Linked DNA regions of Homo sapiens: region 1 is linked to region 2. Evidence: read pairs that join two places in POLR2A ChIA-PET (ENCODE). Cell type or tissue: A673. All regions are shown on one strand.

Evidence for each region. ChIA-PET counts read pairs that join two places held together with the same protein. Peaks named below come from ENCODE experiments on the same cell type or tissue, not always from the same donor. Only the 100,000 strongest peaks of a DNase experiment are listed, where the experiment ranks them.
Region 1: POLR2A ChIA-PET joins it to region 2 with 6 read pairs; 2 of 35 experiments call an interaction of 5 or more read pairs at or near these places.

What each region holds. Positions count from the first base shown.
Region 1 is chr1:39,464,361-39,472,360 of GRCh38, forward strand. MACF1 (microtubule actin crosslinking factor 1) reads left to right here. Exons shown (of 101, transcript NM_001394062.1): 95 at 735-752; 96 at 4,255-4,372; 97 at 5,187-5,255. Among named protein-coding and RNA genes, the nearest start is that of BMP8A, 23 kb to the right of the region's middle. RefSeq lists a silencer at 3,754-3,894. In A673, no CTCF peak of the experiment used is centred here; no DNase peak of the experiment used is centred here; H3K27ac peaks cover 388 bases.
Region 2 is chr1:38,920,462-38,928,461 of GRCh38, forward strand. The region is part of intron 1 of RHBDL2 (rhomboid like 2); the gene reads right to left. It also overlaps the pseudogene RNU6-605P. Among named protein-coding and RNA genes, the nearest start is that of RHBDL2, 17 kb to the right of the region's middle. In A673, no CTCF peak of the experiment used is centred here; no DNase peak of the experiment used is centred here.

The DNA.
Region 1 (8,000 bases), 540 kb after region 2:
GGAAGGTCCATGTTTCATTAGTATATCCAAAATGTCCTCAAAGTACACCAAATCTACCCCATGCTGCAGTCTCCTGAGGAGTGCTGGGTGAATCTGCTTTGAATATAACCTAGGGCATTTAGTTAATAAAGCTCCATATAATCTTATGCCTGCTTGTTGGATTTTGTTTTCTTGTTTTTTGTTTTTAATTATCTATGAGAGAAATGAATTAACAAGAACAACATAGCATGGAGAGTTAGTTCATAGTTTATAAAACCACATCCCTGGCCGGGCGTGGTGGCTCACACCTGTAATTCCAGAATTTTGGAAGGTAGAGAGGCGAGCGAGCGGATCACTTGAGGTCAGGAATTCGAGACCAACCTGGCCAACATGGTGAAACACCCTCTCTACTAATAACACAAAAATTAGCTGGGCTTGGTAGCGCATGCCTGTAATCCCAACTACTAGGGAGGCTGAGGCAGGAGAATTGCTTGAACGCCGGGGTCGGAGGTTGCAGTGAGCCATGATCGCGCCACTGCACTCCAGCCTGGGCAACAGAGCGAGACTCTCAAAAAAAAAAAAAAAAATTAAAACCACATCCCTGTGGCAGGAGCTTGGTAAGAATATGTTCAGTGTGTGTCACTTTGCCAGAAAAATGTAATGATATGATTTTCATTCTTTAGTGTTAATTTGACAAAATGTTCTCTTTTTTTTTCCCCTCCTTTCCTCCATCCTTTACTCTTTACTGTCTATAGTTCTTCCTCGGCAATCAGGTACAGTGTGCCTTGCAATGTTCTCCTTCTCAATGGATATGGTCTGTGTAGCTAATGCTGCCTGTTCTTCGCTATGGGGAGAGGATGTAATCTGAAGCATGCCTGGGTCGCACCTGGTTGTCTTACCAAGTGGAGAAACTGTTGATGGGGCCAGCATTGCAAAGCTATCTTAGCAGCAAAAGAATATAAGTATAATTTTTTATAAAGGAGATGAAATGGAGGAAAGTGAAGCTATGGTATCAGTCCATTACACTTCTAAGAAGAGCCTGGTTTTGTACTTCTGTGTTAGAAGTCAGATTACCAAATAGCACAGTTCTTATTTATATTAGAATCTTTTGACAGTTAATAAATTTTGTAATGTATGGTAAGTCAATTCCTGAAGAACTTCAGTACTATTTAAATATCTTTTTAATATTTGTAGTTACTTATATTGTATGTTATAATTACAAGGTATCTGAGAAGTGTAGTGTGGAGATCGTAATTGGCCGTGGCCTGAAGTATGCTGATTATGGCCAGCCAGCCAAGATTTAATGGGACCAAATTAGACTTGCAAAAAAGATTGGATGCTTTGACTCCACTTGGTAACTCTAACCTTTCAGATCTTTTTGAGTGCTGTGGGGTCCTGTGTCCTCCAATGTGGAAGGAAGTTGCATGAGTAAAATCTGTCTCTCTGATATGAAATTATAAACACTAGTTGTTGATTTCAGGCCCTCAAACATCCCAGGCCTTGCAAGTCACTATAGAAATGTTCTAGGCAAGTGGGAAGAACAGGGGATAAGAGAAAAAAACTAAAGATGAGAACAAACTGGCTTTAAAAAAACATCATTGCTTGAGAGTGTCCAATATGCCTATTTGCTAATGACTGTGTGTGAATGCTAGGGTGCCTTTGAAGAGTCCTGACACCCTCTTCTACTGCTCCATTGATCAGGAGAGGGTCAGATGACTTCTAATGTTGAGAACGGAATTATGAAGTTCATTTTATACACAGGCAACTGAGGCCTCAAAGATCACATGCCTACTCTCACACAGCTAGTGTCAGCCACTGCAAGAACCCAAGTCTCTGTAAGAGGTTTTCCTTTTAAAAGGTGGAAACAACAGTTACTGACCCTTAGGACTCTTATTTGTTCTTTGCCTCACTGACAACCTTGTCCTACCAGGTGTGCACAGGTCTCCATTTTTAGAGCTGCCATAATCCCTCCTACCACTTGTGACTCTGGCCTCAACTTCCCCAGCTACACTGGCTGCTGGCTTGGTCAAACCTCCTTTCCCCCATAGCTTAGCAGAAACAAGTTAGAATCTTTCAAAGAGAGCTTTAGTGTGAAATTAAGGTTGGGGGGGACATGAAATATATGGAGTGATAAATTATAGTACACAGTATTCCAAGAATAAAGTACTCTTGTGGTTCCTTCCTGATTCACCCTGGGGTACACACAGGTGCATACTCCCTGCCTCTCACCCATCCAGAGAAAACCCTTTGCAGTGACTCAGGTCCAAGAGCACTGCTCTTGGGTGGAATCCTCCATATCTCTCAGAACCTCCCACAGGGCTTCTCATTTTCACTTGTGGGGCCCAGCTTCTGAGAGGGGGCTCTCACAGAGCCTGGGGGGCAGCTTCCTTCCCAGGACAGGACGTGTATTCTCTTTCAAGTCTGGGTTCAGTGCTGCTGCTACCACACAGTGCTTTTGCTGCAGTCACTTTGTATAAACATGTTTAAATTGTATCAGATGAAAGGTGTGGGACTTCTTTTATTTTCAAAGTAAAGGGCTGGGAGGGAGGATACAGTATTTTTCAATTGCCTTGCCTGTGCAAATACTGCATTTGAGTCAGAGCAGCTAAGGAATATGGAGAATTACCACAAGTATATTAATTTTGAGGGAGGATGGCTATATGACCTCAGATATCCTTTCTTGCATTTTCAATTTTTCTGCCTTGTTTTAAAGTTACAGTTGTCCTTTATAACTTTGAAAATCCTGGCCGGGCGTGGTGGCTTATGCCTGTAATCCCAGCACTTTGGGAGGCCGAGACGGGCAGATCACGAGGTCAGGAGATCGAGACTAACCTGGCTAACACGGTGAAACACCGTCTCTACTAAAAATACAAAAAATTAGCCGGCCTGGTGGCGGGCGCCTGTAGTCCCAGCTACTCGGAAGGCTGAGGCAGGAGAATGGCATGAACCCAGGAGGCGGAGCTTGCAATGAGCCAAGATCGCGCCACTGCACTCCAGCCTAGGCGACAGAACGAGACTCCATCTCAAAAAAAAGAAAAAGAAAAAGAAAATCCTACCAACTCCATACCCGAGGAACCCTTGAATTGAATGATTTTAGGAATTCCATTTCTCCTACCAGATGTTTGTTTGTTTTGGAAACTCTGCATACTTCTCTTTTGTTGCTCCTTACTTCATTTTGGAAAGAGGGTAATTTATGCCATGAGAAACTCCAGATGTTTAGAGCTGGGAAGTAGGAATGTTTGGGCAAGAAAAAAGGGAAAACATAAATAATCAGAAATATGCTTGTTTTAGCATCTAAAATGATTATTGGATACTGTTCATAATCATCATGGGAGCTACAATTTTTAATTGCTTCAACTCAATTTTAGTATAAATATGACCTAATCATTTGTTCAGCTGAAGAAACTTTTCTGCTGGTGACACTGCAATTAGCAAATACTTCGGGTTAATTCCTGAAAACCTGATGCAGAAAATCAGATTTTCTTCTAAGCTTGTAATGATGCTTTGCAAAGGTTTCCTTAAGGCTTGAAATAGTATTCACTATTTTCCATTTAGCTTTAAAGCATACTGTATTCAGAAGTTGATATCCACAATCTTTCTTTTAGGAAAACAAATTAGCATGCCAAGAATATGAATTTTTAATTGAGCAGAATCTCTTTTAAAAAAATAAAGTGACCTAACACTTTGTCTGTTTTCCTACCTCTCCTTTTGGTGCAGAGGCAGTGGTGTGACCATTAAAAGTGATTTTTATCCCAATAGAAAGTATATTGGCCCGGCGCAGTGTCTCATGCCTGTATTCCCAGCCCTTTGGGAGGCCAAGACTGGCGGATCACGAGGTCAGGAGTTCAAGACAGCCTGGCAAACATGTTGAAACCCCGTCTCTACTAACAATACAAAAATTAGCTGGGCGTGATGGCACACGCCTAATAAACCCAGCTACTCGGGAGGCTGAGGCAGGAGAATTGCTTGAACCTGGGAGGCAGAGGTTACAGTAAGCTGAGATCACACTGTTGTACTCCAGCCTGGGCAACAAGAGTGAAACTCTGTCTCACAAAGAAAAAAGTATATCAAGACACCAGTCTTTAGCTTGATATTTCTGCTTTTCTATTTTTAAAATCCTTTTGTGAAATATATAAAAATGCAAAATTGTGAGAGTTAACAATTCTTCTGTAGCTATCAAATTGTCATTCCTGTCTGAATACAGTCTGCTTTGGGAGAAAAACATAGATCTGCTTTAAGACATATATATTAATTAAGTTTCCTTTGATTCTACAGTTTGGGGATTCTCAGCAGTTGCGGCTGGTCCGTATTCTGCGCAGCACCGTGATGGTTCGCGTTGGTGGAGGATGGATGGCCTTGGATGAATTTTTAGTGAAAAATGATCCCTGCCGAGGTAAGGAACCATTCTAAGCATGAATTACGTGTTAGGTATGCCCCCAGCAGTGATCTTTTATGCTTACAGGAAGCATTGATGGTGGGGTCTGTCTGTTTTTTATTTTGTTAAGCTGCCCAGGTGTCATCCCACTAGCACAGATTAGAACTCAGGGGTGCCAGCATAGGCCAGGGAGAAAAAGCTGAAGAGGTTGATGCTATTTGGGGAGGTAGGTCTAGAGGAATGCAGTAATGAGAATTAAGAGTGTATTGGTGTTACTCGAATGTTTGTTTGGGGTATTAAATTAACACTATCCTAGAAAGGAGCCCAGTGAAGCCCTTTAGGTTCCCTCTTAGTGCCTCAGATCCCTTTGCCTGTAATTCCTGTGGCTGATACTCAGGGAGAGTGTTAGGCCCTTCTCATACAGGGAAGAACTGGTGAGCCCCCTGGACCAGGAGGAAGGATAAAGACACCTACATGTGAGCCCATTCACTTCTAAGACAGGTGGCCACCTAAGCAAGACCATGGGGTGTCTTTCTGCTAAATGTGAAAAGGCTGGCCCACCAGCCCAGAAGCATAAGGAGACTGTCAATTTAATATGAGCATGAGTGGTGGCATCTGCAGCTAGGGGGTGTGTGGGGACTGCAACAGGGAAGAGATGACCGGTTCCAATTGCTAAATCCTCTTCAGCTATGTCCTTGCCTTTTTCCTGTTAGCAGAGCTGCATGTGGGTGCACAGGAGGCTCCCCCACTGTCTGCCAATTTGTCTTTCTTGACTAGTTTCTGCGTTTCCTGCCCTGTCTGTTTCTTTCTGTTTACGTATTTTTTATTCTAGTTCACCATCCTGGGAGTAAAATAAAGCGCTCTGATTCCAGCTCTTCGATTTCCAGTCAGTCTCCCATAGGTTGGCTTTTAAGCTTTGTCCCTCTTCCTCACACCCTAGCCCATTGAGAATGGCTTTGCTTCTTAAACTGTAACATCTCTTGGTTCTGTGTATCTGCTGCATTCATGAATGCTTGAAATGGCCAAACCATAGCTTTTCTAACTACTCAAGTTGATGGTGCATAAAATACTGTTGAGACAGTGTCCATGGAATTTGTTTTGAGTTTCTATTTAACAAATACTTATATAGTTTTATGTGCCACACACTATTACAAGTACTTTACAAGTAACACATTTATGCCTCATATGAAGTGTAGATGCTCTTATCTCTGTTTTACAGAATAGGAAATTGAGGCATAGAAAACGTAAATAATTTGCCCAAAGACAAACAACTAGTAAATGGCAGAGATGAGATTCAAATTCAGGGCAATCTGGGTCTGGAGTATGTGCCCCTAGTCAGCATGTTATATCTTTCAGAGGCTGACACACCTTTGTGTATGTTTATTATTGGATCACCTGCATAATTATTAAGGTTTATTTATAAACCTAGCAGAAATGTTTGCTGTACAGTACATAACTTCTTTGGAAATGATTTATAGTCATATTCTGAAGCATTTAGTGAGGACAGAGCTAAAGATAGCAGTTTTCACATGAATTCAGATATGCCCCTAAGTAGTTCCTCTTATTTTAACTCATTCTGTGTTTACTACAGTAAACCAGAGTAAAAATTCAGCAGTAATAATTTTCATTAGAGGTTCCTTTTTTAAAAAAATTGGGGCCAGGTACAGTGGAATCCCAGTACATTGGGAGCCCAAGGCAGGAGGATTGTTGAAGCTCAGAAGTTCAAGACCATCTTTAGCAACATAGTGAAACCCCATCTCCACAAAAAAAAATTTAAAAATTAGCTAAGCATGGTGGTACACACCTGTGTAGTCCTAACTACTCTGGAGGCTGAGGTGGGAGTATTGCTTGAGCCCAGGAGTTCAAAGCTACAGTGAGCCATGATCATGCCACTGCACTCCAGCCTGGGCAACAAGGCAAGACTCTTGTCTACAAAAAAGTAATTTTGAAAACACTTAAAAACTTGAAAGTATTTAGTTTTAGAATTTAAAAGCTGTCTTTTATTGCTTTAATGAGAAACAATATATGCCATTTTAACTTTAACTCAGTAAAACAACTTTATTCCTTTCCAAATCTATGAATAAGGTCCTATTTTTCCTGTCATGTATGATCAGACTAAATAAAAGAGATATTGCATGTGGCATTTTGGAATCCTTGATTGCCTGTTTATTTGCTGCCTGCTCTATTTATGATAACATCATGCTGCTGGCCAAGGAGAACACTGCTTGCTTTGTCCTTATCTTAGTATCTAAAATTTGGAACCCCAAGGAAATTGGGGAGGGCCATCTAGAAGCTATTTTCTATGAAAGCTAGTAACCTTTTTTAGCATCCCTTGGAACAAGCAAGGTAAGACTTTCCTGTGTCTCTCCAGGAGTGCTCTCCTGGAACTCAGTAATCATCTCAATCCATTGACTGTGGAGAGAACTCTCCAGAAGTTTTAAATTTCGTAACTCTGTCAGTGATGGGCAGGATGAGCTATTTTTAATCAAATAAAAAATGGTGCTAGGCGATGAACACCTAAGGACTAGGATGGATTATAATAAGTTAGAAGGGTATGAAGGATGAGAAGAGAACAAAGTTACTTGAAACTATATTGGAAGTTCTATAAGGATTAATGTGGCTTCTGGAAACAGTGCTTATGGTAGGTTTTGTACTCATTTATGTTGCATATTTCCTTGGGTCTCTGGAATGTAGAGAATGCTATACTGAGGACAGTACAAGATGTGTGACAAGGTTCTTAACACCAGTGTGCACTATCATTTCTTACCTCCTTTTACACAGCTATTTTAAAAGGTAGAAGATATCTCAAACTGCATGTAGCTTTTAGTCATGTGTAAAAAAATGAAAATATTTTACTAGCTAGATTTGCCAGTCTCCTGGTACTGCCAAAATCAGATATTTCAGTTTCTGAATGTATCCGTGGCACAGGAAATCATGATGTTTTGGATAGAGAGAAAAAAAGTGCTCCTGCCTAAATAATGGGTATACTTGTACCTAAGGTACTGTGTATGTTTTTGATCATTAGACATATTAGCTCCCCCAGATAAGTGAACATCTAGGAAATTTCATTTATGAAGATTTAAAAGACACATTTTGAAATAGAACTCATTTTTTTTTTCAGATTGTTATACAGATAAAATTTACCATCCTAACCATTTTTAAGTACAGGACTAAGTATATTTGTGTCATACTACCGTCACCACCGTCCATCCACAGAACTCTCTTCATCTTGTAAAACTGAAACTCTATACCCATTAAACAATAGCTTAGAACTGAATTTTAACATGCCCGCATCAGCCAGTTTCAGGTGGCCAGCATAACTCCCTTAGCAAAGACAGCCTCTTTGGTGGTCAATGAACTGAACTTGAGGTGGCTGCCGTCATGTCTGGTTCTGTAGGTTCAATGGTAGATCTTTTCTCCAGTGAAAAGAATGGTGAGGGGGAAAATCCTATCACAGTAGTCAACCAAGTACTAGGAATCTTCTCTTTTTTTTAACTTTAGGACTATAATACCCAATTTTGGGAAATATTTGAATCAATGTAAATATTAAGAGTACCTTTACTACTAAATTCAAGTGCTAGTACATAAATTTTGCTTAATCAGAATTTGGTGTTTCCTTCTAGTTCGAGAAAAATGTTTACTTTTT
Region 2 (8,000 bases):
CTGGCCTAGAATTTCCTTTTTTTAATGGCTGAATGCTATTGCATTGTATAGACACGCCACATTTTGTTTATCCACTCGTCTGTTTATGGACATTTGGGTTGTTTCCACCTTTTCGCTATTGTGAACATCCCTGTACAAGTTTTCTCTTTTTTTTTTTTTTTTTGAGACAGAGTCTCGCTCTGTCGCCCAGGCTGGAGAGCAGTGGTGTGATCTCGGCTCACTGCAACCTCCGCCTCCCGGGTTCACACCATTTTCCTGCCTCAACCTCCTGAGTAGCTGGGACTACAGGTGCCCACCACCACACCTGGCTAATTTTTTTTTTTTTTTGTATTTTTAGTAGAGACAGGGTTTCACCATGTTAGCCAGGATGGTCTCGATCTCCTGACCTCGTGATCCGCCCGCCTCGGCCTCCCAAAGTGCTGGGATTACAGGCATGAGCCACCGCACCTGGCACAAGTTTTCTTTAAACATCAGTTTCCAGTTTGAGGGGGAGCATATACCTATGAGTGGAATTGCTGGGTCATATGGTAATTAATTCTATGTTTAACTTGTTGGGAAACCCTCAGATTCCATTTTAAACTGAGGATAATGATAGCACTTGCTTCATAACATTGCCGGGAAGCTTACTTGAGATAATGCATGTAAAGCACTTAAAACAGTATCTGGGCCGGGCGTGGTGGCTCACGCCTGTAATCCCATCACTTGAGGTCAGGAGTTTCAGAACAGACTGGCCAACCTGGTGAAACGCCATCTCTACTAAAAATACAAAAATTAGCTGGGCATAGTGGCACGTGCCTGTACTTCCAGCTGAAGGAAGGCTGAAGCAGGAGAATCGCTTGAACCTGGGAGGCAGAGGTTACAGTGAGCCAAATTCACACCACTGCACTCCAGACTGGGTGATGGAGCAAGACTGTGTCTCGAAGAAAAAGAAAAGAACTGTATCTGGCACGTAGTAAACACCCTATAATTATTAGTTGTTATTGGCTGTGGATGGATGAATGAGTTTTAGATGGATGGATGGATAGATGGAAGGCATGGAGCTGAGCCTGGCGCCTGTTTTCACACTGCATGTTACTGGGAATCAGATCAAATTCAACTGATTTTCAAATGAAACTCATTAGGCAAGTTTTCACATTAGAATAGGTTATATTCAATAAATTGAGGAAGAGACATCTTATTTTTCTTTTCCCCAGCAAATTTTCTGAAAATAAAGGCTTTTTCTCTCCCCTGCATTTTTCACCCACCCACTCACCCGCCTCCCAGAGTCAGACATTCAGTCCATAGATATAACTCTTTTATTAATTTCCCTTGAAGACTGATGATTTTTTTCTACTTTTTGCCACGTCTCATAATTGACAAAACTACAATGTGGATTTAAGATCAGCAGCTTTTAACCACAAATATTAAAGCATTTTAAAAATAAGTTCAATTAGGGACAGTTCACATTGTATAAATCAGCCTTTTTGTATCTAAATATCATACATAATCATTTTATGAGGAAATAAAATGTCACATTGTTAACAATACAACTGTATAAAAGGAGCTACAAAAATAAGGATTACATTTGCCCTTATCTTGGGATTTCAACAGTTCCAGAAATTTTACAACTTCAAGACCACCATTTTAAATATGTTAGTGCCTAAATATATTTCCTGTGCTGCAAAGATAGTTGACCCAACCGGTTTAGCCAAAACTCACTGCATGTCTGCTTTCTGCCTTGCCTTGTAAAGTAGACATGTAGTTCTAGCTACTTCAGGCTCTAGCACCAAATGAGCACATTACTAGCAATTAGAAACATTTGGGGTTTTTTTATTTAATTTTTTTGAGACAAGATCTCTCCCTGTCACCCAGGCTGGAGTACAGTGGCAGGATCACGGCTCATTGCAGCCTCTACCTCCCAGGCTCAAGTGAGCCTCCCACCTCAGCCTCCCAAGTAGCTGGGACTGCAAGCACACACACCACCATACCCAGCTATTTTTTTTTTCTTTGTTGAGATGGGGTCTTCTTGTGTTACCCAGGCTGGTCTCAAACTCCTGGGCTCAAGCGATCCTCCCGCCTCAGCCTCCCAAAGTGCTGGGATTACAAGTGTGAGCCACTGCATTTTGGTTTTACCTCTCTTCTCAATTACTATCATCCTCCAACTTCCATACCTCTCCACCCTGTTTCCTGAGAACAGGGGCCTCTCTCTGATTTATCTTATCTCCAATACCTGGTGCTATAATGCTCACAGGTGCTCCTTCCAGTCTCTAACATTTCCTCATCTCTCCCGCTCACGTTTATCTTCTGCCCCACTCCTGAATTTCTGAGGAAATATTACCTATTAGATTGGTAACAATGAAAAAGACTTAGGCCGGGCACAGTGGCTCATGCCTGTAATACCAGCACTTTGGGAGGCCGAGGTCGGTGGATCACCTGAGGTCAGGAGCTCAAGACCAGCCTGGCCAATATGGTGAAACCCATCTCCGTTAAAAATACAAAAATTAGCTGGGCATGGTAGCAAGACCTGTAATCCCAGCTACTCATGAGGCTGAGGCAGGAGAATCACTTGAAACCAGGAGGCAGAGGTTTCAGTGAGCTGATATCGTGTCATTGCACTCAACCCTGGGCGACAAGAGTGAAACTCCATCTCAAAAAAAAGAAAAAAAAAAGGCTGAGAATATCCCATATTTATGAGGTGTGTGGCAATGGGTGCAATGTATGAGGTATAAATTAATGCAGCCTTTTGGAAAGCAATTGGCCAATGTGTATAAACTATTAAAAGCATATACCTTTCAACAGAAACATCCAACCTCTAGAAATCCACCCTTCAAAGGTATTTGAGCACATACACAATGGTATATTACAAGGATATTCATGCAGAACTATTCATAGCCATGAAGAATTATAAACAACCTAGATGGACTTCAGCGGGGTTGCTGTATTTTCTAACAGTTCTAATTCATGGGTAGTTCTTCCTTACACTGCTGGAATCTATTCACCAGCTCCTGGGTCCAAGGTTTCCCTCCCTGGAGCCTCACAAAGCAAATCTAATCGAAGGTCATGTTGTCATTAATTTTGTCCTTCCTTGGGCATGGCCTGTATATAAACTCCATGGGCTCTATAGGTCAAACTTGGGATACAGCGTTCAGAAACACACGTCAGATTACCAGAATTTTTGGAAGCCCAATTGAATGGAGCAGGAGTCTCAAAACAAAATAATGATTACAACACATTCTAGTCTCAAAGAAATATTCAAGCATCAACATCTGTCCATTCATTTACTTGGCACTCGAGCACTCACTTATTGGGTGTCATTCACTGGGTGGAGATTTACTGCACTGACTCTGCTTTCTTACTCACTAAGCAAACCTCCTACCTCTTATCTGCAGCAAGTTGCTGCCCACTCTTTTTTGAAAGGCCTCGCATACACAGATCAAAACTGGGTGGCACTGCTGCGAGAAGTTCTCATCCTACAGGTAGGGAACAACTGAGTAGATTGTTAGAATGTCTCTAGCCTTCTGGTTAAAAATGGAAATGTTCCTTATGCACACCAAGAACCAAAACCCTTTCATGGGTTCTAAGGATTGGGGAGGGAGAGAAAAGAACCAAAACCCTTTCCTTCATGGTTGGCAGGTATTCTTTTTTCAAAAAAAAAAAGTTTTTAAACTTTATTATTATTATTATTTTGAAATGGTGGCCTCCCCATGTTGTCCAGGCTAGTCTCAAACCCTTGAATTCAAGGGATCCTCCCTGCTTGACCTGTCAAAGCATTGAGATTACAGGTGTGAGAGAGCCTGTAATCCACAAGTATTCTCAAGAGGAAACATAGAAAGATCCCACCTGGCCACAAGTACTCTTAAAAGGAAACACAGGGCTGGGCACAGTGGCTCACGCCTGTAATCCCAGCATTTTGGGAGGCGGAGGCAGGCGGATCACAAGGTCAGGAGATCGAGATCATCCTGGCTAACACAGTGAAACCCCATCTCCACTAAAAATACAAAAAATTAGCCAGGCGTGGTGGCGGGCGCCTGTAGTCCCAGCTACTCGGGAGGCTGAAGCAGGGGAATAGCATGAACCCAGGAGGCGGAGGTTGCAGTGAGCCGAGATTGCGCCACTGCACTCCAGCCTGGGCGACAGAGCAAGACTCCGTCTCAAAAAAAAAACAAGGAAACACGGAAGGAACTTTGCTACTTCCTGACTTTGCCTAGAATAAGCATTACTTGTTAACAATCACAGAGCCAGTGTATTGGCCAAAGACTTGAAAGGGCAGGACTGTGCTCATTTACTCAGGACAATTGACTACCTTAAAAAAAAAATCTGTTGAAAAGAGATTTCTTTTTTCTTTTTTTTTTTTTTTTTGAGATTGAGTTTTGCTCTTGTTGCCAGGCTGGAGTGCAATGGTGCGATCTCGGCTCACCACAACCTCTACATCCCAGGTTCAAGCAATTCTCCTGCCTCAAACTCCCAAGTAGCTGAAGTTACAGGCATGCACCACCATACCCAGCTAATTTTGTATTTTTAGTAGAGACAGGGTTTCACCATGTTGGTCAGGCTGGTCTCAAACTCCTGACCTCAAGTGATCCATCCACCTAGGCCTCATAAAGTGCTGGGATTATAGGCTTAAACCACCATGCCCAGCCGAAAAGAGATTTCTATAAAGAGATTTACATAGGAGACTCCTGACATTTGCAAGAGATTTTTCCAGACCTTTCAGATGCCCTAATGCACTACATACCACATAGTGTCTCCCAAAATTACATTGTAAAGTATAGCCAGGCCAGGCATGGTAGCTCACACCTGTAATCCCAGCACTTTGAGAGGCCGAGGCAGGCAGATCACTTGAGGTCAGGCGTTCGAGACCAGCCTGACCAACATGGTGAAACCCTGTCTCTAGCAAAAATACAAAAATTAGCCGGCAGTGGTGGCATGTGCCTGTAATCCCAGCTACTCGGGAGGCTGAGACAGGAGAATCTCTTGAACCCAGGAGGTGGAGGTTGCAGTGGGAGGCGGAGGTTGCAGTGAGCTGAGATTTTGCCACTGCATTCCAGCCTGGGCGACAGAGTGAGATTCTGTCTCAAAAAAAAAAAAAAGGTTAATCTCTCTCTTGATGAGCAGCCTGGCTGATGCACTCACTGAACAACTTTTCCTTGTATCTCAGTGACACACATGGTGGATCTAATGATATCAGGGATCTTAGACACCACTGAACTTGACACAGCATGCCAATTTATCCAAAACTTCTATTTGTAGCCAAAAAACAAAGTTACTGTCTTATACCTCCCCACTTTCTCTTTGTTTATATCACTGGCACTATTGGATTATTTATTTTATGAATCTTTTCTACTCTGCAAACAAGAAACAAATATTTTAATCACTGCATGCAAACTACATAAAGGATAACAGTCATGTGAGATATCCAGGCAGAGCAGTAGGCCTGGCTCACTAACAGGCAAAGCCAATCATTCAACTCATATTCATTTATAATGGGCCTTTGGGAGTAACTAATAAATTACCAAAATTGCAAGTGTTGAATCTGCAAATGTCAAAGACTTCCAGTGGATTCTTTGACAACATGTACGTAGTCGTCATTTGTCAGTTTTCTTGGGGAATTTATCTTCTCCTGGTGGGCAGCAGGAAACGGATCCCACTACAGACATTAACCATGCCCAATATTCACTTTTGCATGTCCCTAGGCAGCTAGGGCAGCTTGACCAATCAGCTGCATTTGCTTAGGATTTCTGAGGCTGGAGGTGAGGATGGAAAAAATTCTTTACAGTGGTTGCAGCAGTGGCAGCAGTATCCAGTGTCCAGACGCCTTGCCACTGGGGTCAGCATGGCATCCAGCATCCAACGCCAGCTGTGGCTGTGACAAAGGCAGCAGCACTGGGCGTTCAGCAGCAGCAGCACTGAGGCTGTCCTCACCTATCTGGCTCTGTGATGGAATTTGGTGTAATTCTAGGTACCTGGTCTCTGTTTCTGCTTTTTTCCCAAGCCTTGTTTCTACAGCCTTCAAGTGATTCTGTAACTTACTCAATGTGCTTTCAATAAAATTCATTTCCTGATTTAATTAGCCAGAATCAGTTCCCATCTTTTGCAATAAAAAAACCTGACTCGGGCAGGGCGCGGTGGCTCACGCCTATAATCCCAGCACTTTGGGAGGCAGAGGCGGGCGGATCACCTGAGGTCGGGCATTCGAGACCAGCCTGACCAACATGGTAAAACCCCATCTCTACGAAAAGTACCCAAAAAATTAGCCAGGTGAGGTGGCAGATGCCTTTAATCCCAGCTACTGGGGATGCTGAGGCAGGAGAATCGCTTGAACCCGGGAGGTGGAGGTTGCAGTGAGCCAAGATCGTGGCACTACACTCCATCCTGAGTGATAAAGCGAGACCCTATCTCAACCAATCAATCAATAAAAGAATGCTTGTGGTGCTCGCTTCAGCAGCACATATACTAAAAACCGGACCAATACAGAGAAGATTAACATGGTCTCTACACAAAGATGACACGCAAATTCGTGAAGCATTCCATACAAAACATCAGAGTTATTTTTTTAAAAATGTTTTTTAAAAGGAATGCTTCTGGAAGAAAGGGAGGGAAAGAGACAGGGAGAGAAAGAGAGGAGGGAAAAGGGGGAAGGAGGAATTCCAACCACACATTGACTAAGTCTTTGTGTGACTTTATGTTGAAAAGAGCCTTCTACCGGGCAGGGCGCGGTGGCTCACGCCTGTAATCCCAGCACTTTGGAAGGCCAAGGCGGGTGGATCACAAGGTCAGGAGATCGAGACCATCCTGGCTAACATGGTGAAACCCCGTCTCTACTAAAAATACAAAAAATTAGCCGGGCGTGGTGGCGGGCGCCTGTAGTCCCAGCTACTCGGGAGGCTGAGGCAGGAGAACGGCATGAACCTGGGAGGCGGAGGTTGCGGTGAGCCGAGATCGCGCCACTGCACTCCAGCCTGGGCGACAGAGCCAGACTCCATCTCAAAAAAAAAGAAAAGAAAAGAGCCTCCTACCAACCTTTTCCTCTGCAAGGCCGCACCACTTCCATTATCATTCTACCATCACTGGGCACCATCACTGTGAAGCTGCCATGTCATAATGGCTACCAAAAAAAGGGCTTGCCATCTGCCTTTGAAGAATAGCCTGCCTTGTGTTTGACACTATAAAGACCTGAATTCTACTCCCAGCATCCACATTTAGTTTTCCACTGGGCCTCAGTTTCCTCAGCTGTAAAACAGAGCTCACCTCTGCCCTGAGTATCTTACAGAATTGTGGTAAGAATCAAATAAAATAATAAAGAGGTACTAGAATAATAAACACTTACTGTGTGCCAGCATCCAGGCTAAACACTTTATGAGCATTGTCTTCATTAATTTTTACCACTTTGTAAAGCAGGGTAATAATATTCCCATTTTAAGGATAAAGAAACCCAGGCTCCCAAAGTAACTTACTCAAGGTCTCACAGCTAATAAGGGGAGGGCTGGGAGAAGAGTCTCGGGCGCCTGACTCCAAAGCCCCCACATGTTCCACAGCCCCTGTGATTTCTACGCACCAAGTGTTATAGAAAGGTACTCCTTCAACTGTGATGGGATTAGAGTTAAAAATGAAAATTTACTCCAGCCTTGGCAACAGAGCAAGATCCTGTCTCTGAAATAAATAAATAAATTGAAGATTTTAAAATGTAAATTTTTTTCTTTCTTTTTTTTTTTTTTTTTTGAGACGGAGTCTCGCTTTGTCGCCCAGGCTGGAATGCAGTGGTGCGATCTTGGCTCACTGCAACCTCCACCTCCCAGGTTCAAGCGATTCTCCTGCCTCAGTCTCTCAAGTAGCTGGGATTACAGGTGCCTGCCACCACGCCCAGCTAATTTTTTTGTATTCTTAGTAGAGACGGGGTTTCACCGTATTAGCCAGGATGGTCTCAATCTCCTGACCTCTTGATCCACCCGCCTCGGGCTCCCAAAGTGCTGGGATTACAGGGGTGAGCCACGGCGCCCGGCCATGTTTTGTTTTGTTTTGTT